2 separate regions of the Mus musculus genome follow, and region 2 is linked to region 1. The links are chromatin loops, found by intact Hi-C in ENCODE. Cell type or tissue: heart. All regions are shown on one strand. Links, peaks and the distances in the headings refer to the core of each region. The heading gives the core; the rest is flanking DNA.

Evidence for each region. Hi-C counts contacts between places; a loop is a spot of excess contacts. Peaks named below come from ENCODE experiments on the same cell type or tissue, not always from the same donor. Only the 100,000 strongest peaks of a DNase experiment are listed, where the experiment ranks them.
Region 2: a loop joins it to region 1, with 2.8 times the contacts of the local background. A loop is called at or near these places in 1 of 42 quality-filtered maps.

Annotation. Positions count from the first base shown.
Region 1 is chr14:46,957,340-46,972,343 of GRCm38, forward strand. All of the region lies in intron 2 of Samd4 (sterile alpha motif domain containing 4), which reads left to right. It overlaps Gm52120 (a long non-coding RNA gene), which reads left to right. Exons shown (of 2, transcript XR_003951144.1): 2 at 1-832. Among named protein-coding and RNA genes, the nearest start is that of Mir378c, 9.9 kb to the left of the region's middle. In heart, for the core only: a CTCF peak has its summit at 9,131; DNase peaks (open chromatin) are centred at 9,082 and 10,942; H3K4me3 peaks cover 537 bases; H3K27ac peaks cover 3,592 bases.
Region 2 is chr14:46,830,417-46,845,420 of GRCm38, forward strand. Cgrrf1 (cell growth regulator with ring finger domain 1) reads left to right here and starts at 1,718. Exons shown (of 6, transcript NM_026832.4): 1 at 1,718-1,963; 2 at 9,741-9,880. The coding sequence starts at 1,860. In heart, for the core only: no CTCF peak of the experiment used is centred there; no DNase peak of the experiment used is centred there.

The DNA.
Region 1 (15,004 bases), core at 6,592-11,591:
AGCACACCACCATGCCTACATCTCTGCAAAGCCGGGGCTACCAGCACACCACCATGTTTCTACCTCAGGGGTCAGACTCGGGTCCTTGTGCACTTTACTCCTTAAAGACTGCTTTTTCTCCTTAGGCCCACCTGAGCTTCTTATGGGACAGTCTATGGAGTGGATACCAAGGTTAAGGACCCTCAAGTGCAGACTTAGTATTTTAAAGTTCTTTCTGGTACAGCTTTAAAAATTGTTTACAATGTCTATGAAGTTATATAAACTGTCAGACCTGAGGCTTTAAGAGACAATGAGCAAACTTGTGCTGTCCTACCCTGGCTGCCCAGACTTGAGAGTTACAGTTTCTCCTTTCTGAAACTGCCTGGCCTTCAACTTTTTAAATATATATTTTAATAGATTTATGAATGACTCCTTATGCGATCTTAATTAAAAAGAGCATAACAATCCTCTTTGGAAAAAACTTTAAATCGTGTTTTTAAGAAAGCACAAGACGTAAAATTTATGCATATCGAATTTTATTTCTCCCACTAAAAATAAATATGACACTCTTCTGGGGAATACATTTGAATTGCAAAAATATAGCTAACTGTCAACCTTAGAGATGCAACAGAGTATTAAAAAGAACTTTCATTTTGTTTTGGATCTTTCAGAAAAATGCCAAAAATAAATAAATAAATAGGCATCAAAGGCATTCCTGCTCACAAGTCCTCACATGTATGTAATCATTCGAATTTGGCAGTCCAGAGAATGAGGCTATTCTTGAGTTGTGACTGTTAGGAATATTGTGTCTTGGAGCTGGGGAGATAGATCAATAGTTAAAACACTGGTTAAAGCTGCTCTTCCAGAAGATCCAGGTCTGGTTTCCAGCACCCACATAGTGGCCCACAAGAGTCTGTAATGCTAGTCCCATGGGATATGATGCCCTCTTCTGGCCTTTGAGGGCACCAGGCACCCATAGGGTGCACAATCATGTATAGAGGCAAAGCACCCACACACACACACACACACACACACACACACGCACACACACACACACACACACACACACACACACACCCTTTAAAAAACATAGAAATGTTATGTTTTGCAAGACACCTGCAGAAAGGTCCCTGTGTCTTTCTTTTTTCTTTGTCATATAACCAGTGGTATTTCATTAATAATAATAATAAAATCAAAAGAGATTTTGAAAGAAGATAATGGAGCTTTCCTAAATTAACTGGGTTACTCTGTCCTTCATATTACCCCATCTCTTATCATAAATAAGTAATTCTCATTATAAAGGCCAAGTAAATTAGACCATATAATTTTGAGCCAAGTTTCCCTTGGGCTCCATTCTGTATGGTAGACAAAATAAGTAATCGTGAGATTCGTTTTCTTCATGCAGCCTACCTTTGGTTACCAGAGACTGATTACAAAGGTCCCATTACCTAGGATCTGATTAACATTATAAGTGATGCCATTCATTTGCACAGCAGAAAGTCAAGTCTGTGTCAAATAGACTGAACCCATTATGCGTCAGTATAGGTAAGAAGCAGTTGAAGATGTTTTCAACACCCGTCTGTCCACAGGAAGGACTAATGATGTCACTACTGGAGCTGCCTCACATATAGAGCACATGAACCTCAAAGAGAGGGCAGAACTGTACTTCCACACTGGGGCACCAGGGATCCACTGTGGGGACTGTGCATATGTGAGAGCCTGGGGCAGGAGATGATGTTCTGGTGCAGTTGGTCCCAGCTGCTGCTGCTATTGGTGTAGGCTGCACACATTGAGGACTCGGGCTCAGGGCATGTAGAAGCCATAGCAAAAAGTTGTCATATACAAATATATTTGACCCTGAACTTCAGCTATTGAAAGCAAGGAAAGATGTCCTCTCCAAAAGTGTGGAAGGCGTTGCCTATTTTCTTTTCCCATTGAGATGAACTCAGACACGTTCAGTGCAGACAAATATTCATGTGGTTTGGATTACAATCCCCTGCCCTCCAGCCCTGTTATTGTTGCAGTTCCTTGGGAGTTTTCAAAAAGACCGGCACAGTGAGCTCTACCCTCCCCATTGAGCCTCATTCCACAGACATTTCACTTTTAAAGTAAAATCACCCTTCTAGCATTTAAGGAGTGGAAACCTGTTCAACTTGCCAAGTATGGGTTCACCATTCCTGAGACAAATTTTCCAAAGGGGTGGAAAAATCTACGCTTTATATAGTAGACAGAATGGAAACGTTTGAATTCATGGTACTCTAAAACTATTTTCCAAGGTTCGATATTGAAGGCATACAGATTACAGTGCAGCTGAAGATGTTCATTTAGCCCTGTCTGGCAAGAGATTACATTTGAACTTCCTTCCCAGTGTGCTTTCGGCCTCCTCCTGTAATATTTAAGTTTATTGTTTTTATTACTCTTCAGTGTAATTGATGTACTGCCAACAGCCTCACTGACAGAAGCCATGTATAACCTATGGCTAAGTGATTTACAGATATACACTCATTTAATTATCACTATAAGAAAACTTTTTTACTTTAAGTAGAAGCTTCTACTGAGAATTCTAAAAGATTACATAGCCCCCAGGCTAATAATTGGCAGCATAGATTTAGGCCTGGAGAACTCTGAAGCCTGGACATTTCCTAATGTGTTATCATCTTTATTAAAACATGTTCTTTTGTGTTTGGCACAGAAAAGGCATAAGAGCCAAGCCAGCATTGAAGAGATCGATATTAGTTTGTAAATATTTGCACAGTAAATAAGGCTACTGAAATAAAAATTGAGTTTATGTAGCATAGGGCATACAATCTAATTTTTGCTTGAAAATTGGGGGGTGGATCTCAGGAGCTCCCTAAAATGAAAAGCTGGGGCCTAAGGAGAACAGGTTGGTTGAAGGGCTTGTCGGGCATGTGATTTACTCATTGTTGGTTCAGTTGGGGGAAGGTGGTAAGTTGTAGCACTTTCAGGAGACCTTTCCATGCTGATAGGACAGGCTAGCATAGAGGCTCATTAACCACATATAAGTAGCCAAGGTTAGCATGGCCGAGGAACGGAGGTTTTTCATCTTAAGTAGCTGGAACTTAAATAGCCACACGTGGGTAGTGGGCGCCCATATTAAACAGCACACGGCATAGAAGACAACAGGAAAGTTGAGTAACCAGAGATGGGGGGGATGGAATGGAGAGGCTGGTTGAACTTTGTGAACGATCACTCTGAATACAGTCCTGAGGAGACTGCGGTGAAGGAGATAGAAGACCTGTGAGCTCTTGTTCCTGTTGCCAGTTGAGATGATGGCTCAGACCAGAACAGTGCCTGATGTGGGGACGAGTGGTCAGTGTCTAGAGGGCTATTTTGAAGGCGTTAATAGGCATGATGTGGAAGAAATGAGTTAAGATGACTCTAATTTTTTTGTTGTTGAATTGGTTGATATCTATATCTATATCTATATCTATATCATCTATATCTGTATCTATATATTGAGATTGAAACACTGAGTGAGTACCCAAGTTTTCAACCAAGGTCAAGTTTTAAGCACATTAAGTTGGTTTCCTATTAATACTGGAGGCAGGGGATGAGGTAGGCTGTCAAATAGGCAACTGAAGATGTGGCCCTGGAGTTTTCTCCTGGTGTGGTGAGTCATGGTTTAAGGCATCATAGGGAAGAGAGAAACTAGAGGAGAAAAATGAGCTAAGTGGCCTGAGAACTCAGGGTGGGGCGGAGGTCCTAAAGGGCAGAGGTCACAGGTTCCCCTTTGTCGCGCCCGCTCTCGACCAGCAAGAACGACGCGACCACCAGTCCTTCTAACAGCAGTTTATTCAGTCCTGATTCTTCTTGTTTATATCTCCCCGGAACCCTGGGCCTCTCACTCCTTTTATACTCTCTCTCATCCACGCACCGCAGGCCACGCCCCCTCGCCAGTCACGAGGCTTCAGCTAATCAGGGCAGCAGGGGCAAATCTCCACCAAATTGGATTCACCTGTATCCTGGTACACCTGCGCAGCACTCAAGATGTTTGTGTCTTATATGAGGAAGTCAGGTGCAAGTCATATGACTTAGCTGCAGTCCCTGGCGTCTTTGGGACTGCCGCCACACCCGCTCCCCACACCCCTTGGAGGAAGGGAATCAATCTTTGGGAGGAACGAGCTATCCTGGACATGATGTTATTATTATACCTGAAAGCAGAGACCGTTGTGGTAGGGAGCATGAAGCTAGAACATATTCAAGGGCTTCAGAGAGGTTCTGGGTAGAGGGATAGGGTAGGTGAAGGAGAACTCTAAGCTTAGGAACCTACAGACAGAGCTACCAGGCAGAAGTCACCCAACAGGATGACTTTGTCCAGGGGTAAGTCAGTTGTTGCCTGTCCCTGGTACATGAAGGTATTTATGGGCTATTTAATGGAATTTCATGCCTCAGGCTTGGATAGCAGAGTTGGAAGGGTTGGCTTAAAATGTTTTTCTCAAGACAGTATAAAGGTCAGAATTTAGGAGAAATGTATGCTGAAAAAATATTAGTTTATTTTAGAAAGGGAAACTTTTTTCTACTTTTTCCTTATTTGCCTGTGAGTATTTGTCACACACAATCACCTTGCCTGCGTTTTTATAAATGTAAGACTTCCATTTATGTGTCACTTCTCATTTTTTTAAAAATGTTAAAATAACCACGGTTGATCTATTTGGTATTTATTTCTAGTCCATTCACATTTTTAACCATTCAAATTTTTGCTTTAAAAAGCAAGATTATTATGTTTTTAATCATCATTACCGACTTCCAGTGTATCATAGGGTATTATAAGGAGCTCCAGAGAACCCCTACTTGAATGATTACTCCAGAGATAATTCTGTCTTCTCGCTCTCCTTTTTCTGTTCACTGATCCTCACCTGACAAAGTCAAAAGGACTATGAGCAATGAGATCTAAATCCATGAGACTCACAACAAGTTAGAAACACTGATCCAATTGAGGAGGGAGCCCTGGGGGAATAGTTCCTCTGCAAACATGAGGCCCTGAGTTCTATCCCCAGAAGTCACGCAAAATAAAAAAATAAAAAATAAAATAAAAATTGTAAGGGTTCTAGAGAGATGGCTGAGCAGTTAAGAGAACTTGCTACCAAGTGTCTTGAGTTCTGTCTCCAGCACCCCTATCAGGTGGCTCACAGCTACCTGTAACTCCAACTTCAGGAGACCCTGTGCCCTTTTCTGACTTCCACGGGCACCCAAACATGCATGGCACACACACACACATACATGCATAAATAAAAATAATAAAAAGTAAATCTTAGAAAAGCTGGTGCATGGTGGCGTGTACTTATGATCCCAGCCCTGGGAGATGGAGACAGACAGATCTCTAGAGTTTGCCCATCTGCCAGCCAAGCCTACTTGGGCAAGCTCCAGGCTAAAAGATCCTGCCTCAAAAAAAGATGGACAGTGCCTGCAGGTGACCACACATTGCCCTCTGCCCTCTACACTCACGTGCACACAGTTGTGCACGTGCCCTCACACAGCACAGAGACATACCTACATTCACTCACATGCACACAAACTCTGCCCTCCAAACAAATGAGAAATGCCCCCCATGGTCTTGGACATGGGAACACTTCGTTGCCAGTTGGTAACACTGTTTGAGGAGGCTTAGGAGGTGTGGCCTCGCTGGAGGAAGTGTGTCATTAGGGGTGGGCTTTGAGAACTTAAAGCTTCATCTACTCTTGGTTTGGCGGTTCTGCTTCCTGATTGTGGTTGAGGATATGAGCTCTGAGCGTCCTGCTCCCCCCCCCCCATGCCTGGCCACCATGATGGAGTCACCCACCCGGAACCATAAGCTCATATAAACTCTTTTTTTCTATAAGTTACCTTAGTCATGGCTTTTAAACACAGCAATAGAAAACTAACTAATACAAAAGTCTTGCTTTCAAAAGAAGATACATAAACCTTTATATCATTTATAAAGTCACTAACTCCTCACCATGTTTCTGTTCCATCATCGCAACTGAGGATCCCACAACATTCATTCACCCACTGAAAGCGTTAAGTGTACCCCTGGCCTGTTCCTGAACTCTCAGTAACAGTTGCCTAAACGGACACAATTAGGTTTCCTCCCGAGGGTCCTGTGGGTGAAAGGATTCCGAGGCCACGGGCTTGTGATTTTTCCTCTCTTCTGTGTGGGTCACAGTGGCCCCTTTGTTGGAGGTCTCCAGGAATTACTAGTGAGTGTCAGATCAGGCATATTAATAGTCAGGGTCAGCTCACACTCAGGTCTCACCTTGTGGGCCGGTGGCAGAGAAGAGGCTTTCCCTTCTGTCACTTCTGCTCTAACAGCTGCAGCTTGTCCCCAAGCCCCCTTACCTTTACCCAGCCCCCTACCCTCACCCAGCCCCCACCCTCACCCAGCCCCCTACCCTTACCCAGCCCCCTACCCTTACCCAGCCTCTCTACCCTTACCCAGCCCCCTATCCTCACCCAGCCCCCTACCCTCACCCAGCCCCCTACCCTTACCCAGCCCACCTACCCTTACCCAGCCCCCACCCTCACCCAGCCTCCTACCCTTACCCAGCCCCCACCCTCACCCAGCCCCCTACCCTCACCCAGCCTCCTACCCTCACCCAGCCCCTACCCTTACCCAGCCCCCACCCTCACCCAGCCCCCTACCCTTACCCAGCCCCCACCCTCACCCAGCCCCCTACCCTTACCCAGCCCCCTACCCTCACCCAGCCTCTCTACCCTCACCCAGCCCCCACCCTCACCCAGCCCCCTACCCTTACCCAGCCCCCTACCCTCACCCAGCCTCTCTACCCTCACCCAGCCTCCACCCTCACCCAGCCCTCTACCCTCACCCAGCCCCCTACCCTTACCCAACCCACCTACCCTTACTCAGCCTCTCTACCCTTACCCAGCCCCCACCCTCACCCAGCCCCCTACCCTTACCCAGCCTCCTACCCTCACCCAGCCTCTCTACCCTTACCCAGCCCCCTACCCAGCTCCCCTACTCTTACCTAGCCCACCTACCCTTACCCAGCCCTCTACCCTCACCCAGACCCCTACCCTTACCCAGCCCCGTACCCTTACCCAGCCCACCTACCCTTACCCAGCCCCCTATCCTCACCCAGCCCCCTACTCTCACCTCGCCCCCTTACCTTTACCCAGCTCCCCTACTCTTACCCAGCCTTCCTTACCTTTACCCAGTCCTCCCTACCCTCACCCAGCCCCCCTTACCCTTACCCAGCCCCCACCCTTACCCAGCTCCCAGCTGCTTCTTTAATCCAAGGAGAGGGGCCATAATATGTCAGTGGCACCTCAGGAGCAGGTCTAGCCTGTGACTGCAATTGGCTCTGATGTAGTTTCTTCCTTAGCACCAGCTTTCATCTCCCCATGAAATGCTCATGTGACCTTCTTGCTTTCTCTCCCCAGGGAAATAATCCACCCCATCCCCCAAGCCCCCTATTCCCCAGCTCTCCTCTCTTTCTCTCTCCCTCTCCCTCTCCCTCTCCCTCTCCCTCTCCCTCTCCCTCTCTCTATTTCTCTCTCTCTCTCTCTCTCTCTCTCTCTCTCTCTCTCTCTCTCTCTCTCTCACACACACACACACACACACACACACACACCCTGAGTCACAGGCTTGTACTGAGCATTTCTTCATGTTTCTCACTTTCAACCCATCAAGAGCTCCAGCCTCATGGGAGGTCAGAGTTTAAAACCCTGCACAGGACCAGGTGCTTTTCTTTAGAAAGTTAACTCCTTCATTTCTGGGTGTCCCAAAGGTCCCCCTGGCTTCTGATGACACTTCCCACAGATTTTCTTTCACATTAAGGTTTAAGAAATCCTGTTGATAAAGAGGAACTATAAATAAGAATAACCCCGGAGAGCTAGGATGAGCTCAGATTGTCCTAACCACTTTGGCCTTTCTCCTGGTGTAGAATTCCTCCAGGGCTACTGCAGTGAGGTGTCTTGCTCGCCTCAGGATAACTGGAGTTCAAAGTTCCTTTGGCCACTAGTAGAGAGGCAGTACTGACTAGGGAATCTATCATCTTACAGTTTATTGTGAAGCACAAGGTAAAAAGGAGTTGACAGGCGCTGACTTAATGATGTTGAAATGGACACGGCGATTTTGCCCGGGATCAATGCTTCATTGCACATCTTGTGAAATAAGTTCTCAACTTCTCTCTCATTTGACAGGCTCAATTGGCGTTTAACAGATTTGCTTCATGGGAGGTACACTTACGCTTTCTAAGGATAAATGAATGCTTTGGGATTTAATGGACAAGATGTCAGAATTTAAACGCATCAAAGAATCAGTGGTTTTAATGAACTTACCAGTAAATATGTACTACTCACAAAAGATTTGGAAAATAAGCTACTCTGAATAATTATTATTTATATGTAGCCACATTGATATCTTATTCAGAGACTTCTGGAATCAGTAGCAATCTCCTTATAAAGGAGTTATACATACTCTCTCATGTCATCTCACTTAAGACATTCATCGCAGAGTATTATCTGACTTGATCTTATTTGCTCCTTGAAGACACATCTTAAGTTTGGAAGAATCACCACAGTTTCACTCACGACCTACCCACTCCATGGCTATGCCTGTCAGACAAACATCCAAGGAAACGTCTTGACAGTCTCCTGCCACCACTTTAGTGGCTGCCCTCACCTCCTGCAACACTGCCCCTCGCGTGACTCAGCCTTCTCCTCCGTGCCCCTGTCAAAAAGAAGCCAGAAACGCCCCCGAGTCTCTTTCCACAGTATCATATCACAGCTGTAGAGGAAAACCAGAGCGGGCCCCCTCACCCTTCACCTCCATCCCTAACCTGTGGTTAAACGTCTTTCAGAGTATTCCCACCTCCTCAAACCATCTGGAATTGTTCCTAGTGGTCTCCTTTCAGCAGATTCTGGAAACTTCTGACAGCTATGCTCGCTTTTGCAGGTTTTCAGCCAGAGAAAAGAAAAAGGTAAAGGAACGGCAGGCACGGTCAGATGTGAGCCTTCCTGTTCCTTGCTTTCTAAATGAGTCACGGTGACCTACCGATGGAAGAATGGAGCTAACCAGAGTCCTTCGGGATTTTCTGGAGTAGTACGGAAACTCGACATTCTTCCGACTAACTTGTGGCTTGCTAGCACATTCCTCTCCAATGAGGTGGAGGAATCCTGGTGGCCAGGCTGGGATTTGACGGCCTGGGGTGGGGAGAGCTGCCATTTAAAAATACACTTAATTATATTCTTTCTCTGCTGTAACATTGATACCACTTTTAGCTCACTACAAATACTGTGATTTTCATTTAAATCACATCCATTATCTTATTGACCTAGTTTTTATTTGGTAATCAAAATGTTCTATTTCTAGATAGCTTAGCCCAGAATCTTTTTTTGTTGTTGTTGTTGGTTTTTGAAAGGTTATGAACCTTTGTGCAGTCTTTCCTCCTTCCAGATCTGTGTGCAGATGAACTACAATCTGAATTCACAAAATGTAGTATGATACTGTTTTGAGAGAGTGGGTTTTCGTTGCCTGAACTCTTCTACTTCACGGGGACAGGCTTAGTCACGGGACCTCACTTCTGTCCGTTTACTGCACACTGGGCAGCAGGAGGGTTATATTCTATTTCTAGTTAAGAATTTGATACAGGGCACCCAGCTCTCCCCTGCTCTTCCCTTGTATGCCTCTCCTCTTATGGATTTCTCTTCCTTCCTCTGATAATCTATTCGCTCATGCTGACTCTTATATCCTTTTGAGGTCTGGAAGTTCCTGCCTCCCTTTCCTATCCCTTCCCTCTTTCTGTGGCCCTCAAGAAATGTCCCTGCTGCTCTGTCCTGTCAGCTTCCACTCACTCCCTTCCAGTCAGGGTCTTGGCACACTTGCATGTTCTATCTTTTCTTTAAAGCCTTCCCTTTTTTTTTTTTAGGTATTTATTGTATCTTGGGGGCTCGGCAGCATATGCCATAGTTTACAGTGGAAGTCAGAGGGCAATTAACAGGAGCGAGTTCTCTTCTTCCACCACGTGGACCCTGAGAACTGAGCTCAGAGTGTCCGACTTGAGATGAAATATGTTTACCAGTCAAGCCACTTCTTAAGCCTCTCTCTCTCTCTCTCTCTCTCTCTCCCTCTCTCTCTCTCTCCTTCCCCTCCCCCACCTCTTTGGGTTTTCACGACAGGGTTTCCTGTTTAGCTCTCTTGGAACTTGCCCCACACACAGATCAGGCTGGCAAAGGTGTGAGCCACCAACATTAATATTGCTTCCTCTTGTCCTTAAGTCAGGAAGGTAGCTTGTACTTTCTTCTCAGAAAAGCTTAGGGTTCAGCATAGGTGGTGTCTTGTTTTTTATTGTTGGCCCTAAAACTGATTCCCCCTAAGATCCTAAAGTGCGTTAGCGGCAGAACTGTGTTCCCCACCTCGTAGCTCGACACCTCTTGGGGTCCACTTCTCCCTGCTCCTCTTTGATAGGAACTGCAGCAGATGCTGTGTCTGGCTTCTTGTGGGGTTCCCCTCTCTCAGTCATCATTAGCTGTATTGGACAAGGGTTTGGAGGTAGATCTCTATGAGTTGGAGGCCAACCTGGTCTACTATAGTGAGTTCCAAGCCAGCCAAAACTACAGAGTGAGAGCCTGTCTCACTACAAAAGGACACAACTCTGCTGCGGAATGATGGAACTGCGCATGTCATGTCGCTTTACTGTGTGAAGAAGAACCAGCAGCGATGTTTACTGCTGCAGCCCCTTGCTGCTGATTTTCCCAGGGATGCTCTTTTGCTCTGGCTCGTTTCTGTTGATGTTTTCATTCCAAAGAAGTGGTGGATGATGAGGACATTAGACTATTCAAGCTAGAGTTCCTGCCTGCCCGCCTGCCCGCCTGCCCGCCTGCCCGCCTGCCCGCCTGCCCGCCTGCCCGCCTGCTGCCTGCCTGCCTGCCTGGAGTCGCCCTTCTAATCAGGAAACCACATTCAAAGCTGTGTCCTGAACTCTGCCCAGCATGACAACACAGCTCGGAAGGAAGGAGAGGGAATTCCTACTTTCCTACTGGCAGTAGCCCTCGGGGAGCAGGGGGTGGGAGAGTGACTTGAGGTCAGATCCATCTTCATAAGGACACATTTGAGCCCTTTGGGGGCTGCCTTGTAGCTTTCTGAATCTTTCCTAGTTGAAGCAAGATGAAACCCAAGTACTGCCTCCCCCAGGCCAGTGTTTGCATACTGTGGGATTTTAGGAGCTAACAAAATCAAAACCATGTTTTGGGAGCATTTGCTGTTTTCAGTTTTCATATCTTATGTTTTTAATTTTTGAAACAGGATCATACTATCTATACCTGGCTGGCTTAGAACTCACTGTAGAGACCAGGTTAACTCCCAGCTAACAGAGGCTGGTCTTTGCCTTCAAGTACTGAGACTGAAGGCAAACACTACCAGAGTTTGGTAAAAAACAAACAAAAACCTGGAAAGAAACAAACAAATCTCTTCAGGGGCCCTGAAGAGATGGATCAGCAGATCAGAGCACTTATTGCTCTTATAGAGAACCCTGGTTTGGTTCCCAGCAGCCACATGGTGGCTCACAACCATCTGTAACTCCAGTTCCAGGGGGTCTGATTGCCCTATTCTGGCCTCAGACCAGACATGCATGTGGTACACATATACACATGCAAGCAAAATATTACTAAACAAAAATAAATCTAAAAACAGTTTTAATCATATTTTTAATTGAATAGTCTCGATGCAATGTTAACTTTTATCTTGAGATACTAGGATATTAAGATATTAAAAATATTAAAAACATGGTCATATCACAAGTTTTGAGAAAACATAAGAGAAAATGCTTGAATATCAGTAGAAAAAGATTCCAGAAGTCCCTGCCACAGCGACTTCCAGAGAGATGAGTGAAGGAGGCACTGTGCATATTGAAGCTCCAACCGCTGGCACATGAGCAGTCAGAGCCTGCAGGTGATGCCATTGTTAAGTCTCTTGGATAGTCACAGGGCCAGAGTGCCTGGGGTAAATCCTAGCTCAGCACCTCCATAGCCCCATGCTACTGAGTCCTCTATTCCATCACGATCTTCCTTCGTTTCTTTGTTTATTTATTTATTTTTCTTTACTAGCATTGGCAATCAAAGCCAGGATCCTATGTTTGCTCTGAGCCACTCCCAGCCTGTAGTCAAGTACTTTCAAGAGTGTTTGACTTTAAATGATCAATACTGACTATAACTACAATAGGGTCCAGTTAGTTTGTGGTGGAATTGGAGAGTGACTAAGATTCAGACAGGCAAAGCGGGCCATAAACTTTGGTTTCGTTTGTTTTGGCTTGGCTTATTTGTTTTTGGAAGCAGGGTCTCTTGTATCCTAGGCTGTCCTAGAATTTACTGTGTACTCAAGACTAGTCTTAGTTCCTAATCCCAACTCCACCTCATCAGGGCTGGGAAGATAGGCCTGTGCCACCAAACCTGGCTTAGAGTTCTATCTGTCTATCTGTCTGTCTGTCTGTCTGTCTGTCTGTCTGTCTGTCTATAGCATGTTTATTGGGAAGCTGTTCTTAGGTGATTTCACTGGTCCCGAGGATTGAGGCCAGGGGGAGTCACCATTGGGAGGGGTCGGGGAGAGGAGAAAGAGAGAAAGGACACATGTGCAGAGAGAGACTAGAAGAAGAGAGCAAATCTGGTCTTTTGAAGTTTCCTCATCATTGAACTCAGCTCTCCACTACCTTTCGTTTCTATACACTGCCCTCCACTTGTCAGTAGATGATGGCGTCCCTCCTCAGCTGTTTTTACCTGGTTGCATTTTCTTCTGGTTTCATAAGGGGGAGGAACACATTGACGTGAAGCTTTCAAAAGTGTCTCTCCCCAGGCCACGCCTTTGGACAGAGGTGGTGTGTGGTGTGCGCTCCTGGCCAGGCTTCTCTTCACCATTCTCAGGCCTTTGCCCCTTGAGTTTGGTCTTTGGCTTATGAGGTGGTAGCAGAAGCCCTGTGAGTCCTAACACACTGTGTATGAACCTCTCCCGGACACAGGGACGGTGAGGTACAGACATGGCTGATGTCTAAGACAGAGGTAGAAGTGGGCTTCTGTGTGCCTTCCCCATATTCTGCCACCCCCGAAGGGCAAGGCAGCGAGTAACCAGCCTTTCCTTCATTTCCCCTAGAACAACTTAGCAATGACTTTATGGTGGAAATCAATGGCAACTTGACTGGTATTCAGGACACCTTCTGGAGGAACGTGACCCCTGCATCCCATCTTTAGATACTTCTGGCACTTTCACTATGATCCCCTTTCGGCTTCCCCCTAATCTTACAGTGACAAACTGCATTTAACATTGACCATTAAGACAGTCCAGGCATGTCAGCCACTGCAGCAACCAAATCCACCCACCACCTATCTGTGGTATAATGAGGAATTACAGTCGATGGCCCACCAAAGTTTTCCTTCTGTCTTGCTGCCATTCATGCCTTAAAGGTTGTTTGTTTGTTTTGCTCACCACTCTGCTGAATGCTCATCCCTTTAAACACAGGCTTCTTCCACTGAATCCCTTCCACTTTCCTGGGTAGCTAGAGGGAGCAATGTGATTGGCTGTGTGCCTGACTTGTTGGTTCATTGCCAGGAGAAGAGGCAGACGGATGCGTGGTTTCTGATGAGGAGCAGCAAGATGGCTGGAACTACTTACTGCTCTGTATAGCTTTGTAGCTGGTGTTTGCTGCTGAGTAATGTCACAAACCACTGCTGGGGTTGAGCTTACTTCCTGCTAAGACTTAGGTACCTGTGTAGTTTCTGCAATGATGTAGCCCACACAAAATGACTTTTGGGCTCCTTCCTGAGGGGCAGCTGCTCTAGTGAGACAGGTCACCCGTACAAAGCAAGTGACCATCTCAAGAATCACATCTGAGAGCTGGATATGGTGATGCACACCTTTATTTCCAGCACTCCAACAGCAGAGGCAAGCAGATCTCTGAGTTCCAGCTCCATCACAGAGGGAAGTCAATGCAGGAACTTTGAGCAGCTGCTCACAGCCACAGTCATGAGTAGAAGGATTAAATGTTTGTGTGCGCACTCGTTTGCTTGTGTCTAGCTCACTTCTCTACTCTTAAACAGTTTAGGCCCCATTGCCTAGGGAATGGTACCACCCACATTGGGCAGTGTCTTCCCACATCAATTAAATTAAGACAATCACCAATAGACATATCAACAGGCTAACCCGATATAGAGAGCCCTTTATTGAGATTATCTTTTCAGATAATTCTAGATATGTCAAGATGACAAGTAAAGCTAAGTGCCACCTAGGTGGTGACTGACTGCGCACCTCTGCACAGACTGGTGCATAAAACAGAGTTACTTTGTCCAAGTAGCTTGCCTTCTTTGAGGCTCAGTTTGCATACCTTTAAGTTGGGGGTGCTAGTCTACTGAGGTACTTGTGAGTCTTTGACATCAGGAACAAGAAACCAGTCAAGATCAATGGTACCTGATATCCAGGACCACAACCTGTACCTGACTGTGATGCAAAAAGAAGACTTTTCATGGTTGTTGTTCAGCATGGCTGACTCTTGGTATTTGACAAAGGTTTCTCAGGCCTTTTTATCACCCAGGTACATGGTAGCATTTGTTCCATATCATGAAGTAACTTTGCTATGCTTGGCCTTCCTCAGCTGCTTGAAGACTGATGGGACCACCAGCATGGATTGTGTTCAAAATGAGTCACAGCCAAAGATGCCACTCAAAGCCTCATGACTCAGTGTACCTCACGGGTCCTAGAGGCTAGCATCTTCCCTCCTGGAAGTCTCCATGCATTCTTATCAGGGCCATCGTGTTAAATCTGAGGGAATTGTGTGCTTTGTGCTTGCTTGCTCCAGAGCTCTTCCTTTGCCTGGACCATGAATCAACACCCAGGGACTTAGCCCATACCCCACAAACAGTGGTTGGGATATTGCACTTGGTTCTCTCGAGAGTCCCAGAGGTTAGTGTGAGAAACAGTGAACTCTGTCAATTTAGTATGCAAAGTACGAAGGCCATATCACTGCCGGGTTTCTCTCAAAGCCCTTCAGTACTGTCACGGTTCAGGTGTCCCAATTCCTTTATG
Region 2 (15,004 bases), core at 4,532-9,531, 130 kb before region 1:
TACACAGGAGAGGTCCTGCAGTAAGGGACACTGTGTGTGCAGAGTACACAGGACAGGTCCTGTGTTAGACACATATTTCAGTGGCTGTAGTAAATCCAAGCAGGAAATGGTAAAGACTTGAGCTAAATCTCCGCTCCTGTTTGTTTAGAGAGTTCCTCAGGATAAGCTAGGCTGGCTTCCCGTTCCTTTATTTCTGATTTGGAGCTGGCTCTCGTGTCTGGATTGGTGAATTGTTCTTTTCTGATTTGTATCTTCCAAAGCATTACTTTATTTATTTTTTTTCTTTTCTTGCTTCCTCTCTTCTTTACACTTTGGGAAATGTTTACTTTTCTTTCATTACATTATATTTACTATGGCCCATGCTTGCAGAGGTCTGAAGACAACTGTATTCTCCTTTTACCACGTGGTTCCAGAAGGTTCCAGTTAGGTTGTCAGGCCTGGTAGCAAGTGCCTTTAGCCATCTTGTTGGCTTACATCTTACATCTCTTTACTGTAGGTTCAGTGGGGGTTGAGTGGGGACAAAGTCATTCCTATGTATTTAATGTTACTTTACCTGCAACTTATGTTTTTGTTTCACGATAAACATCCCTTTTCGTTTTACTGTAATAAAATTGCCTTCAGATTGGCTACCTGCAATGGTGTGATTGCATCTAACACAGTATTTCTAGACTCTAGTCTCTAAAAAAAATTAAATATACATAAAGTCCTACCTCCATGATTTAGCCTAAGTAAGTAAATTAGCTTTATGGATACTCACTGCAGTGCTTGATGTGGTAGTAAAAAACATTCCAACAACCAAGCATAGCTTAAATAAACATACTTTTACAATTCAATATCTACTAATGAGAAAATTTACATAGAAACAAGCTTAAATAGCAGTACTCCAGAAAACACAAGGCTATTTGGTCAAGGTCACTGGACGAAGCTAACTCTTCTTTTTGAAGCACACATTTCCTGGTGACTTGAGAGCATGGCATGAAACCTTTCCTTAAGCGTCCTAATGTCCACTCTCCCCTTCTTCCTCAGTAACAGGATCGGATTTGTGATGGGAGGTGTTTCTCCTGTTTATGCTGTAACTAGGGATCACATTAGGGCTTAAGTAAAAGAAATATAAAAGTGGTTTTAGGAGAAACTTCCGGGAGGCTTCTTTGAGGCACTGATGACAAGAGTGAGGAAAGGAAGCAGACATTAAGCTACTTCCTGTACTAAGATCTCCTAATAAACAAACAAAAATTAGTTACTAAAACCTTCAAAGATCTGGCTAATTCTAATTGGAGAAGAAAAAAGAGGGCCGAGGGAGTACGTATGCCGATTTTCCTTTGAATAAACTTACTTTGCAAAGGTTGATAAGGTTACAAAAAATCGCTCGCGGTAGTGACCTCTTTTCGGGTTTTCCGCGACAATCCGCAAATCGAGACCATTCCTTTCGTAGACCATTCCGTCGCGCCGATGCCGGCCCTTGTCCCATTCCCAAATTTGTCTAGGGTTTGCAGGGTTTCCAGGATACCTCGTGTATCTGAGGATCTGCATTAACTTAAATTTTGGCCCCAGATGTCAGTTAGGAATTTGAGAACAGAGCCCGGCTGGCGGAATTCTCTCAGGCCACCAATCCTGGGCGCAGGGCAGGGCGGAGCTGGTCCCTCCCTGTTACGTAGCCAGTAGTCGGGACCAGACGAGGGAGGGGCGTGGCATACCTGCTATCAACCTTGTGATTGGCATTCCGTCTCCAGTGGCCGCGGCTGTCAGCTGCCCAGAAGCCTGGGCGAGTGAGGACCTACAAAGTTTGTCCGCTCCGGGGCGCCATACCGGCTCGGGTCCGGGCCAGCCGGGCTGGGCTGGGCTGAGCCCAGGAGACCCCGATGGCCGCAGTGTTCCTGGTAACGCTCTATGAATACTCGCCGCTCTTCTACATAGCGGTGGTCTTCACCTGCTTCATCGTCACCACCGGCCTGGTATTAGGATGGTGAGTGTCCAGGGCTGGGAGTGGAGGGCGCGGGGACCGCCGGCCCGGTGTGGGGTCCGCGCAGAGGGTTCGGGTGACTCCGGGAGAGCGGTCACCGCCACCGAACACACTCGGCCCAGGCCAGGCTGCTGCCCCCGTGGGATGGGACCGCAGGGGAGAACTTGGTCCTGGTGCGGGGGTCAGAGTGCGTGTCCCGAAGGCTTTGTCCCGGGCCCCGGCCTACTTTGTGCCTAGCGGGGACCGGTCACCGGCCCCGCAGGCGCGCAGACCTGACCCAAAGGAGCTTGGCTGTTTATGACCCGAACTGACCCTTGCTTGGTCCCAGATCTTTCAGAGGAACTTTTACCCGAATTCTGTATCTACCGATTGCTAATTGAATGGCTTCTTGATGCAGTCTATTTTTTTGGAAGTGATCTTTAGTTAATAAGACGTTTTTAGAAAGGAGCGAGATTTTAGGAATAAGTTATTCTGTGGGGTGGAGGCATTTTGCTTCTAGGAGAGTTACATAACCCAGGAACAATTCTTTCAGTGTTGAGTCTCCGGTATCCCTCTTGAGGAGATGCAGTTTTATCATGTTTAGGCTTATAAAACACAGCTGGTTGAAACCACGGGACTAGCCTACAGCGGTTGCTCTCTAGACTGCAGCTTTCATAGCCCCTTGAAAAGATGGTGAACCCAAATGTATTGAACAGTGGCTCTAAATGAGCAAGAACCATGGCTGGAAGTGGACCGTACAGAAAAGGACATGAGCTGTTACAGTTGGGGAACGAGTTCTCTGAAAACTATGTGAGAACGGGAATGCATTTGCAAGAAGAACAAAGCAAACAGGTTTGAGACTGAAGCGGGCTTTGTAAATCAAGCTCAAAAATACCACTTGATTACATATTCATCGTTACTTTAAAGACTTTAACAGGTCCCGGTCCGTTTCTGATAATAGGATCTCCTTTTGGAAAAAAAGAACATGTTAATATTTCCACTTGACCCCGAGTTACAGCGTAAAACTCCCATGTTGTGGACAAGATAAGATGAAGTCCAGTCTTAAGTTGTTTTCTCTTTAAGACAGGTGGTTTCCCTGTAGCATAGTATGATTGCAGTCCTGTTTCAGCATCCCAAGTGCTGGGAATATAGGGGTGTGCCACCATACGTGGATCACTCCGTGTTATTTACTATTAACCTTTCAGGTTTTAATTGCTGTCATTTACGTCAAGGAAGTTTGTAATTAGAATTAGTGTTTACCACTTTAAAAAAAAAGTAGTCTTAATACACAGTTTTTAAAGAACTACAACACTGGTATTACTCTCTTCAACCTAACTTTCCTCTCTAAGGAAATTATCTAGTTGATAATTGCACTATATGCCTTGTTAAATAGGCCACTGGGGGAAGTGGATAAAATTCATATTGCACGTAATGTGGCATCTAAGGGTAAAAGGAAGACGGGTGTGTGTGTGTGGGGGGGGGGGAAGACAGAGAGAGACAGAGACAAGGAGAGACAGGGAGACAGACTTTGGAGTCAGACAAACACAGGTTCACGCCACGTTTAAGGCTTGATTTGAATCTATAATGATTGTTTACTACCTGTGTCAGTAGGAGGTTTACAAGTGTTGCAAGTTTCTATTGTGTTATTTCTTGAAGTCTGGGCTGAGCACTGATGAGGCTGCAAGACCTCGTCAGTAAGCACCAGTCACCTCTGTCCTTATTTGAACCTAACAAGTCATGGTGAACCTAACCAACCATTCTTCCCACCCGGCTTAGCTTCACCTACGTAGATAAGCTTTTTATATTGTTATTTGCAAACTAAACCAAGGCCGGATTCACCTGCTAGAAATGATGATAACTTGGTCACCATGTTAATCTTACAGACATCTTTCTAATATCCCAACCAAGGCAACAGGAGTGAGCTAGTCAACTTGCTACACTTTTCGTCCTTGTCATTGTGTATCGGTCATATCTGCAATGTAATCTCTATTGGTTATCTGTTCTCACGTCACGCGCTGGGTCCTTGTTTCTTGCTTCTCTCCACTGTGCTGCATCTACCTGTGTTGGTGAGCATTGCTGAAAGAGCAGGAACAGCTGGCTATTAGACCCCAGTAACAATAGCCAAGAAAAGGAAAAAGAAATCACACAACAGGACATAACTGTCTTCTAGCCTCCATAGTGGCTTCTGTGAGTCCCAGCAGCACCCGTCTGTCGAATACTCTCAAATACCTTACTCAAATAATCCAGAATATCAACTTGGCAGCGATTCCCTGTCACCCTGGCATCACAGTTCAGTGAGGGATTGTCCGTCAGCCTTACTGCACCCCCCTGTATACTCTGTTAGTGAGTCTGGGACAGAAAACCGTATTTCTCCTTTGTTAGATGTCTACCATAATGCTTCACTAAGAAAGGATACAGACTGAAGTTTACACAGGCCTCGGGGCACACTGCTTCTGTTTACTTGCTTTTCTTGTATGTCTTCCTGTAGCAATAGTGCTTCACCCTGGCAGCAACTCTGGTCCCAGTTTATAATTTTCAAGTCTCCTAGATCAGCCTCATTTCATTATATTGGAGTCGCAGCTGCATAGTGTCCCAACTCCACATTTTTCTTTGTTCTGTTACTTTGTCTTAGGGATGATAGCTTGTGGCAGAGTCTCCCACTCTAGGCAAGCACTCTACCACTGAGTCACATCTTCAGTGCTAGTTAATAACTTTTAGTTAGTCTATTTCTTTCTATTCACATAGTTGATGGGGTTCTGATCTTCTGAGTGGACTATGACTGAGTGTTCTTGGGCAAAATCCCATCAAAGTTGGAGCTTGTCAGTTGGGTTAATTACAGCTTGGACACCCAGTTGTTACTGGGATATTCTTCAGCCCTTTATTAATGAGAAATGAGATCCTAGGAATCCATTGCATGTAATGGCATTGTAATTAATTTAAATAAAGATGCATTCGGTTGATTGTGATGGAGTGGTTTCTGAATTAGGTGCCTGGGGGAGCAAGTCTGTACAGCGCGTGGCTGTTGATGGCAGTCACAGCGATTCTGAGAACTGAGTGCACACCAGTGCTATGACACCTGTTTTGGGTTGCTTGGGTTATTTACAGGACGAAAACAAACGTGAAACTCTCAAACCAACTCTCAGAGAATCACAGAGTTATGGAGAGCTCCAAACCACTTTGTTCTGGGTTCCATAGTCAACTTCAAGGTTGGGTTAAAGGGTTACACTAAAGGATTGAAGCATTAGGAAGGTTAAGAACCACTGGTTTATAGGAACCGTGTATTCCATAGGAGATGGAGACAGGATAGTCAGGGTGTTAAGAGAAGCATAGAATGTTACAAGAACAGATAACATCAGTGAGGATGTGTGCTCAAGTATTTCTGGAGCCAAAGTCTCAGCATATGTTTGATTGATGGAAACTTGATTCAGTGAGGTTGAGACAGTTCAGGTATCTCTTTCTTTGGCTTCTAGGTTTTCCTTCTAAGTACAGCTTTATCAAATAAAGTGTGATAGATATGTTTTCACTTTGAGTCTGTTCAGAATTTTAGATGTTTGTAACCTCTAGCCTAGAGTATGGTCTGTCTTTAGTAAGCATCCTAGAGCATTAGAGGGAGAGCCTCTCTGCTTGTTGGGTGATATACTCTGTACCAGGTCGGACAGGTTAATACTGCTGTTCAAGTCTGTGCTGTCCTTGCTGATTTTTCTATCTCTTGCTCCTTTCAGTTATTGAACTGGTTCAGAGTATCAAAATCTCTATGTATTTTTCTCCTTATTTTTAGAGTTGTGTCTCTTTTTTACCTTGTATTTTGAAGAACTATCTGTAGATGAATAAACATTTAGGATTATTGTATCTGGAGGATAAATTAACTTCTTTCTAATTATGAAGCAGCACTCCCTTTTCCTCTCATAATCCCTGCCCCAACTTCTTCTCTGTCTGTTATTAATGTAGCCATCACGACTGGCTTGCTCATTCTCCTCCTCTCCCCAGCCTTCTCTCTCCCTGGTTTTCATCGTTTTCCAGGATTGCATTTAGCATCTTAAGCATTTAGACAAACTACCACTGAGCTATATCCCAAGGACTTCCAGCTTTCTCTTAGTTATTCTCTTAGCAAGAATATCTTTTCCCATGCTCTACTTAAGATCTAATTTTGTCTTGGTATTTTAAGTGGGTTTCTTCTATGTACCATATACCTAGGAATTGCATTTTTCTCCAGTCTGATAATCTTAGTCTTTTAGTTAGGGGGTCTGAATCATGTGCACTGATGAGAGGACTGGGGTTGGTGGATTTAAGCCCATCATTTTACAGTTTGTTCTTATTTGTCTGTCTTTGGTTCTCCCCGCATCTGTTACTCTTCCTTTGCATTACTTAAATAACTATGTTGGCATATTTGCAACAACTTTCAGGTTGCTTTGGGGATTTTAGTCTCCCTCTAACTTTCAAGATTTTAAAGATACTTTTATATTTTGTAGACTTTGGCTACATTAAGTTGTCTGTTGGACGCTTCATTTTCAGTTTCCTTTCTCTTTCCATTTCATTTTGAGAGGAGAGAGAGAGGGGGAGACAGAGAGAGGGAGAGGGAGAGGGAGAGGGAGAGAGAGAGAGAGGGGGAGACAGAGAGAGGGAGAGGGAGTGTGAGTTTCACTGCAGAGTGTTTTACTGCCAGCAGTACAGCACCAAGCCACGTTCCCAGCCCTCAGACGGGGCTCTTCTTATTGTAGTATCTTCACATTTACTCTCCATATGTTCTTCAGTGTCTAATCTGCTGAGAAGGCTGGCCAGCATGTTTTTCATCTCAGTCTTTGCCTTTGTCATCTCTAAAAACTGACAGGAGTGCTTTAAATTGTCTATATATTCTCTAATCTCATTAGCCTTCTTGAGCACATACAGCTATGTAGTTGTCTCCAGTTAAAAGACAAGGATTATCAGGTTGTATAAATTTCCAGTATCTTTATAATTTTTGATACACTTCTATAGACTCTTTCATCTCCTCTTTATAGTTATATTTTCTGCTTCTTTGCATGGCAGTTATAAACATTGGAGAAATGCATTTGCCTTAGAGCTTGCTGAGCCATTGTCTTACACATCCTTACACATATTCGTAAGCTTTGTCCTGAGTTACAGTGAATTTCCGTGGAAACAGTTGGATCTACTAGAGGCCCACTCACATTTCCTCTTCCCTGGCTGGACCCCAGCAGTCTTATCTAAGCTCAGTAAAATCAGGTCCATCATTAGGTCTATTCTCTTTGTTAATTTTATTAGCTTCTTTTATCAGAATGATAATCTATTATGGAATTTTAGTTTGCTAACTCAATATTTGTGGAAGGTATTTTTGTTTGTTTTATTCTTTTTCTTACCTTCACTGCTTTACTATTTTATAATAATAGTTACCAGATGCTTAGACATCCAGCCTAGGACAAGGTATTACAGCGACACTTCTGTTGCAGATTGACACTGGCCCAACCCACTCTTGGTGGGAGCCTTGCCCTAACCATTGCATTGCCTGCATGCCCTACACTGGCCTTTGTGTAGACTTAGTTGCCACTGCCTGCCCCAGGCACAAACCCATCAATCCATGCCAGTAGCCTTTCTCCATGTATTTTCCCCTGAAAGTAGTTGACATTAAGCCCAGCTATGTCTCCTTTTATCAAACATTTTATTATATAAATTTTCAAACATTCAGGACACAGGGAAGAATTACATGGAACACACATTATTCACTGCTTAGACTCTACCATCAACATTTATTGCATCACATGTCTGCCCCCTCATCCCTTCTGCTGTCCAACCATTTGTCCATCTTATTCCAGGATGTCCTCCAAAGTTGTTCTCTTCACCCCTAAGCACTAGGACATGACTGCCAGGTGTCTTGTTTATCATTTTCTTTTGTATATTCAGCGCCCCCCCCTCACCCCCACTCTCCCTCTCTCTCTTCCATCATGCTGTTGGAGCCCCGCACAGACGCACACTCCCATGCCAGCTTTACATGGATTCTAACTCAGGTCCCCACACCCGCTCAGCACATTACTCACTGAGCTTGCTCCCTAGCCTCTCTGACATTTTGTTTGCTTTGTTTTTGTTTGTTTGGTTAATTTTGTTTTGTTTGGGGACAGGGTTTCTCTGTGTAGAAACTGTCCCTTGCTGTCCCACAATTCTGTAGATCAGGCTAGCCTTGAACTCAGTGCTTTGGCCTCCAAGTGCTAGGACTAAAGCATGCACTACCACACCTGACCAGTTTTTCTTTTAAAGTGCTATTTTCCTGCAAGGGATATGCAAATCCGGAACTTGCTGTCTGCCAGGTGTAGAACCCCAGTCTAAGCACCACGTGCTGCTGGGCTCTTCTCGTCTTCCCCAGGGGTTCCCACACTGTAAACCCAGAAACAGCCTTGCTCCTCCTCATTTCTAACAGAGGTTAGTTTTGTCTCTTTTAGGATTCCATATTTAAAAAAAACATATAGCATTGCCTTAGTTAGGGGTTTACTGCTGTGAACAGACACCATGACCAAGGCAGCTCTTATAAGGACAACATTTAATTAGGGCTGGCTGACAGGTTCAGAAGTTCAGTCCATTATCATCAAGGCAGGAGGAGCATGGCAGCATCCAGGCAGGCATGTGCAGGAGAAGACTGACTTCCAGGCAGCTAGGATGAGGGTATCAGAGTCCACACCCACAGTGACACACCTACTCCAACGAGGCTACACCTCCTCATGATGCCGCTCCCGGGGCCAAGTGTGTACAAACCATCACAAGCATCTACTTTTTGACTTTAAAATGTTGTTTTGTTTTTGTAGGTGCTTTATGTGCATGTGTGTGTGCGTACCACTTGTGTGCCTGGTACCCACAGAGACCAGAATATTGGATCCCCTGTTACACACAGTTATGAACTGTCATGTGGGTGCTAGGAGCTGAATTCCAGATCATCTGGAAAAACAGACAGAGATCTTAACTGTTGAGCCATCTCTCCAGCCCCTATATTTTTGAAAATTACCCACATGCTTATAGCAATATAATCTTTGGTGCTGACTGTTAAGATACTCTCCCTGGAATATGCCAGTTTGTGAGCTTGTTTCTGCAGGCTCCTTCCTGTTTCCTTTTCTTTCCTGTCTCTCGGAGCTGTGTGTTTGGAGAGAAAGAAGTGATCAAAGTATGCTCACAGCTGCAGTCCACTGATTCGTCCGTGGCTTATTCTAGGACACTCTGTTTAGACTGAGTAAGCTTGCCTGCTTTGTAAGTTTACCAGCTATTTAGTTTAGTTTCTTTATCCCCAGGCTTGCTCTGCATGGACTGTCACAGTTCATGCTTTTGCATAGTTTATGCAACTTTTAAAAGTGTATTATATGATGAAAGTCTGTATTTGATACTTCGGTTTGTTATTTTAAAAATTCTAAAAGGCTATTTGATATTTTAACAGTTTCCTGGCCTCATAAACCATAACAAATAGTCTGAATATTGAGTAAACATTTGTTTTTCATATCTTTTGAAGATAGTTCTATAATGGCCACGTTTTTTATTCTAAGTATAATTTACCTACAATCACTGACTATAATTATGAAATTATGGTTATCCACAATGTAAAGGAAAGAGCAAGCCGATTCACTCAGCCCAGTGATGCATTGCAGTTCTGTGAAGCCGCTGCCCTCCCTTAATTCTAGATTGATTCTGCAAGACAATGTAGATCAGTGACTACACCTCTTTTCCTGGTCCTTATTTTAAAAAGGAATATGTAATGAAGCCTAACATACTTTTTATGTGACATAAGGTTTCAAATCTGTTGAACTTACGTTTTATCTTTACCTTTCTTTAGGTTTGGTTGGGATGTTCCAGTAATTCTGAGAAATTCAGAAGAAACCCAGTTCAGCACAAGAGCGTTCAAGAAACAAATGAGACAAGTGAAGAATCCTTTTGGCTTGGAGATCACTAATTCATCTGCAGCTTCCCTAGCAAGTCGGTGGCTATTCCCCAGCTTCGCTCCCATCTCATGTCCTCTTGTTGCTAGCCCTTCTGTTTTCTTTCTCTGTTGCACACTCTGCCCTCATTAAATTTAACCATTCATTGACCTGAACACTGTAGACGTGAAGATGAATGCTTTCTACATCTAACTCTGGAAGGGTTTATCCAGTAGTTAACAGAGACAGCGCTTACGGAGAGGAAAGGAAGTACAGACATGTTGGTGCACAGTCTGTGCCGCATTCATTGGCCGTCAGGGACATAATGAGTAAATGTGTAAAACGGTGACTTTAAGGTTGCTATAAAAGAACGACTGATTTATAATCTGAAATTATGATATTTTAGTATACATTATTTTCATATAATAAGTTATTTCTGGTGTGATAATTACAGTTCACAGGTTTGTTTCTGTGTTTGGAAAAGGGAATTGTTAGAAGGACTACTTAGGAGCCATGGAGGTGAATCATGAAGAAATAAGTTGTTTGCCACAGTAGAGACACTTTGGAAAGTCCTTGTAGAGAGCCTGTGCTCACCCCTGTTCCTGGTGGCCATTTCCTAGTTGTCTTGACTGAAAGATAAGTGGGTGTTTCCTGGGGGTGGAAGGAGAGGGAGCAGAGCACCCAGGAGGTAGGAAGTGCAGAAAGGTGAGAACCAAGGAGCCCTTTGTGGCTCAGACAGGGAGAGGCAGGTGTGATGTTAGCATCAGCTGTCAGCTGCCAGACCCTGGCATCACTTGTGAGATGGCTTCACAGGCCTGTGAGGGATTGTCTTGATTGTGGTAACCCAGGTGAGAAGATCTGCCCCTTGTGCTTGGCCCTGACCCTTGGCTGCACCCACGGTCTATATACACAGATAATGAGAGGTGAACGGCAGTGTATGCTTGTGCTATGAATGCAGCGGGAGCAGCTGCTTCAGGCTCTTCCTCACCATAAATGCCTGCACACTTGAGCTGTAGCCAGAGTAAACCTTTGCTCCCCAAAGTTGCCATTCCCAGGGCATTTTTATCATAGCAACAGGAAGAGTCTAAGATGGTAACTATTGACTAAGAGAATAGATTAGAGAGAAGAGTCTGTGAAGACTAGATTCTTTGCATTGGTTTCCATAGATAACGCTGATAACAGAAGTAAAATGGGAGGAATGTGGGTTTTGGAAGAAAACTAGAGACTTGAGTTTTGTATCTGTGGATTTTGAAATGCTTTCGTTCAGTGCAGATGGAGATTTAGGAGCAGAGGTGCTGACCTTTGACACCTAACCTTTCCTATCTTAACCACAAATGCACTCGTTCTCAGCTTTTACCTTATTCTTGCTACCATTTCTTTTTCTTTCCTTCAAAACTGTTAAAAACAAAAACAAACAAACACAGAAACTGTACGAATCTGAGCCAGGGACATGGTTAAAATGCAGCCGTAAGGACTAGAGTTCAGATCCACACTCAGAATGTCAGGAGGTGTGTGGCCTGCTTCAGAAGGTGGAGATGGGGTCCCTGGGCAAGCCGGCCAGCAAGAGTAGACATATCTGAGCTCTGGGTTGAGAGATCCTGCCTCAAGGAGAACGTAAAGGTGAAGATTCTCAACATTAACCCAGGAAAGCCATGTTGGGCACGGGGGCACACATGCTGGTGTGTCCACACACAGGCACACATGCACAGCACACACACATACACACATGCACATTATACACTCATGCACACATGCACAGCACACACACACATACACACATGCACAGCACACACTCATACACACATGCACAGCACACACACATACATGCACAGCACACACTCATGCACACATGCACAGCACACACACATACATGCACAGCACACACTCATGCACACATGCACAGCACACACACACATACATGCACAGCACACACACACATACATGCACAGCACACACTCATGCACATATGCACAGCACACACATACATGCACAGCACACACTCATGCACATATGCACAGCACACACATACATGCACAGCACACACTCATGCACACATGCACAACACACACTCATACACACATGCACAGCACACACATATGCACACATGCACAGCATACATACATGAAAATGGAAAAAGAACCCTTTTTTTATATTTGTTTGCTCTCCCTTTCACTCTTCCAAGTGATGCTGACATCTCCCTGTGTCCCTCTACTGAGGTGTCTATCCTCAAGTCACTGATTGCTACTTCTGCATCCCACTGGTGACCTCCAGGAGACAATCAAATCCAGTGGGGGTTTTGGGCTGAAGGTATTGAACTTACCTCCGGAGCTGATGGTCTTCCTCCGTCACATTCACTGTGACTTCAGTGAACCATTCTGAAGTCGGCATGCTGCCTGTGACTGCTGGAAGCTTATCTATCACCTGACAGAAACCAGTCAGGCAGCATGGCGCATTGCCTAAGTCAGTCTTTCTTCGTTTCTTTGATGGAGACCTCACCCAGATTGGTCTGGAATTCATAATACAGCTCAAGTTGGCCTCAGCAAGTAATTTTTTTAAGTACAAAATTCCTTACTCCCTTCCCTTAATTATAAATAATGCCACCCTATAAGTTGAAGGAAACTAAGATCGTTTTCCCTAAAGAGTACATATTTATTCTGACATATTTTCGTTTTAGAAAAATAAATTTTAAGATATAGCATAAAGAAACTATCTTTATTAAAAGAAGGCAGTGATGATTAAAATATACAATGGTGGTTCAACAACACCCAACCTCCCCCCCCAGCATCGCCTCCCCCAAACCCCCCCTCCCCCCCATGGCTTTATATTTCAACCTGCGAGAGTGTCTTAGCTGGTTCTTGGGTAAGGACTGCCTATAGAAAAGTCAGCCATGAGATTTCCTGCTGTCCAGTCCCACAAGCCTGGAAGTACACTGGGAAGTGAGAAGAGTTGGTCACTGATCTTGCTGTGAGGAAAACAGGAAATCTCGTATAGAACTGAGGTAGTCACCACCACCATTCAGGCAGAAGCAATCAGTCACCACCACCATTCAGGCAGAAGCAATCAGTCACCACCACCATTCAGGCAGAAGCAATCAGTCACCACCACCATTCAGGCAGAAGCCATCATAAGCAGAGCCAATGCTGCCTGTGTCAGAGGCCAATGAAATTTGTCAGTGGAGCCCTCAGCTATGCCCACTCTCTGACATACTTCACTAACAGAAAAGGCAAATGGTCACTAGGAGGGTGGCTACTAGAAGAACTCACTTTAAAAAACAAAACAAAACACCAGTGGATACCATTTCTTACTTGTTTCTGGGGGGGGGGGGGAGAAGAATTTGAGTTAAGTTATAAGAACAAAGTTAGCCGGGGCAGTGGTGGCTCATGCCTTTAATCCCACCACTTGGGAGGTAGAGGCAGGCGGGTTTCTGAGTTCGAGGCCAGCCTGGTCTACAGAGTGAGTTCCAGGACAGCCAGGGCTACACAGAGAAACCCTGTCTCAAAAACAAAATAAAACAAAACCCAACCAACTAAACAAAAAAGAACAAAGTTCATGGAAAGGTAGCTACCCTTAGCAATGTCTCCATGATGCTGGCATTGTGAGTAGTTAGATGGTTATTTTGTTTCCAGCGCAGATCATCCAGGATGTTTTTTCACCACTATATCCCAAGTACCTGACAGATTGCACAGGATGGGGAGCAAACACCCAGACATGATGTGACTTGAGAACAAATAAGAGACTCATGAGTCTGTTTACTGGCACCGGTTGCTTGGGTTTTGTTGTGTTTGTATTTTGTTCAGTTCATGTCCCTGTATAGAGCTTTAATGAAGCCATAGTTAGACACTCAGTATGTGTTAGTTGAGTTCGATGAATGGGCTTCAGGAAGCCTGCTGTCACTTTGGAAGCCCCCTCCATACCACCCTGTCCCCCATTTTAACAGTTAACATAAAGCAAAAGACTTAGGCAAAAAACACATTAGCATTTGGAGAGCAGTTTGCCAGCCTCCACTTCCTGATGCTTCCTCTCCAGGGGCCCTGACTGTCTCACCATCCTCACACATGGTCTCTGTGCATGACTTCCTCACAGAGACAAGATGACTTTTCCTGTCTGAGTTGTTCTTTTTAAATGGCTCACTGCAAGGCTGACTTAGGCAGTTTGTGTTGTTAGCCTAGTGCAGTTGTGTGGGATAACGACGGGTTGAAGGAAGCCATACCCCACTTGGTGTTAAACTTTCTGATTTACAGCTGTGCCCCAGTTTTGTTAATGATATTAATGTAAAACAGTTCTGTGTATGCAACCTATATGTATGAAATTTAGAAGAACAAGAACATGTGAAAGGAAAAAACTCGCTGTAGTCTCCAAAAACATTTACGTCATGCTTCCTAACAGCAAAATTATAGTTATGAAGAAGCAACAGAAATGATGTTATGGTTGGAGGTCCCCACAACGTGAGGAACTGTGGTGCATCATGAAGGCTGAGAACAGCAATCTAGAACCAGTTTTAGTGACGCATTAAAGCATGGTTACTTTCAATTGTCGGTGAATTAAGACCTGGTTGAAGTCCAATAAGTATCTGAGGTAGAATTCCATCCTAGGTGCCTATGCAGAGTTCCTGCTAGTTAACACTTGTGTCTGGTTAATTGCCTGTGGTCTGTGTCACTGCCCTCCACACACCACTGAAGCAGAAGAGTAGGACACCCTCTTGTCATCCTGCTTGAATGTGTTCATCTTCTCACAGCACTTTGTCTTGAAAGTCTTCAGTAAAGGCTCACTGAGGCCGGGGGATGCTGGTGGGCCTGGAGCCCGGTGCAGAAGCCAGGCTGTTGTGCCAGGAACAGTGACCCAGACTACATTTAGTTCTAGTCAAACACACCCTACCTCTGCTCTGGTTGTGGCAGCTTCTCTCCCAACTGCAGGCGACACTCGATGTCTCTCCCCTTGGGCTCCATCTGCTTCAACTGCTACTAGGAAGGAGAAAAAATATCATGTTGGTAGCACTTAAAGTACTATGTAGGCATAGAATCCATAAGTAAGATGACACAAACAATTTGTATGTCCTCTTAGTCATCTATGTATCCAGTCTACTGAAGTTGTAACCTCCTTTTGTTGAAAACAGAGAGAGAGAATTATTAAACCTTCCATAGTTGGTATTCCCAGCTGTTCCTTGGGCTGCAGAACATGGACT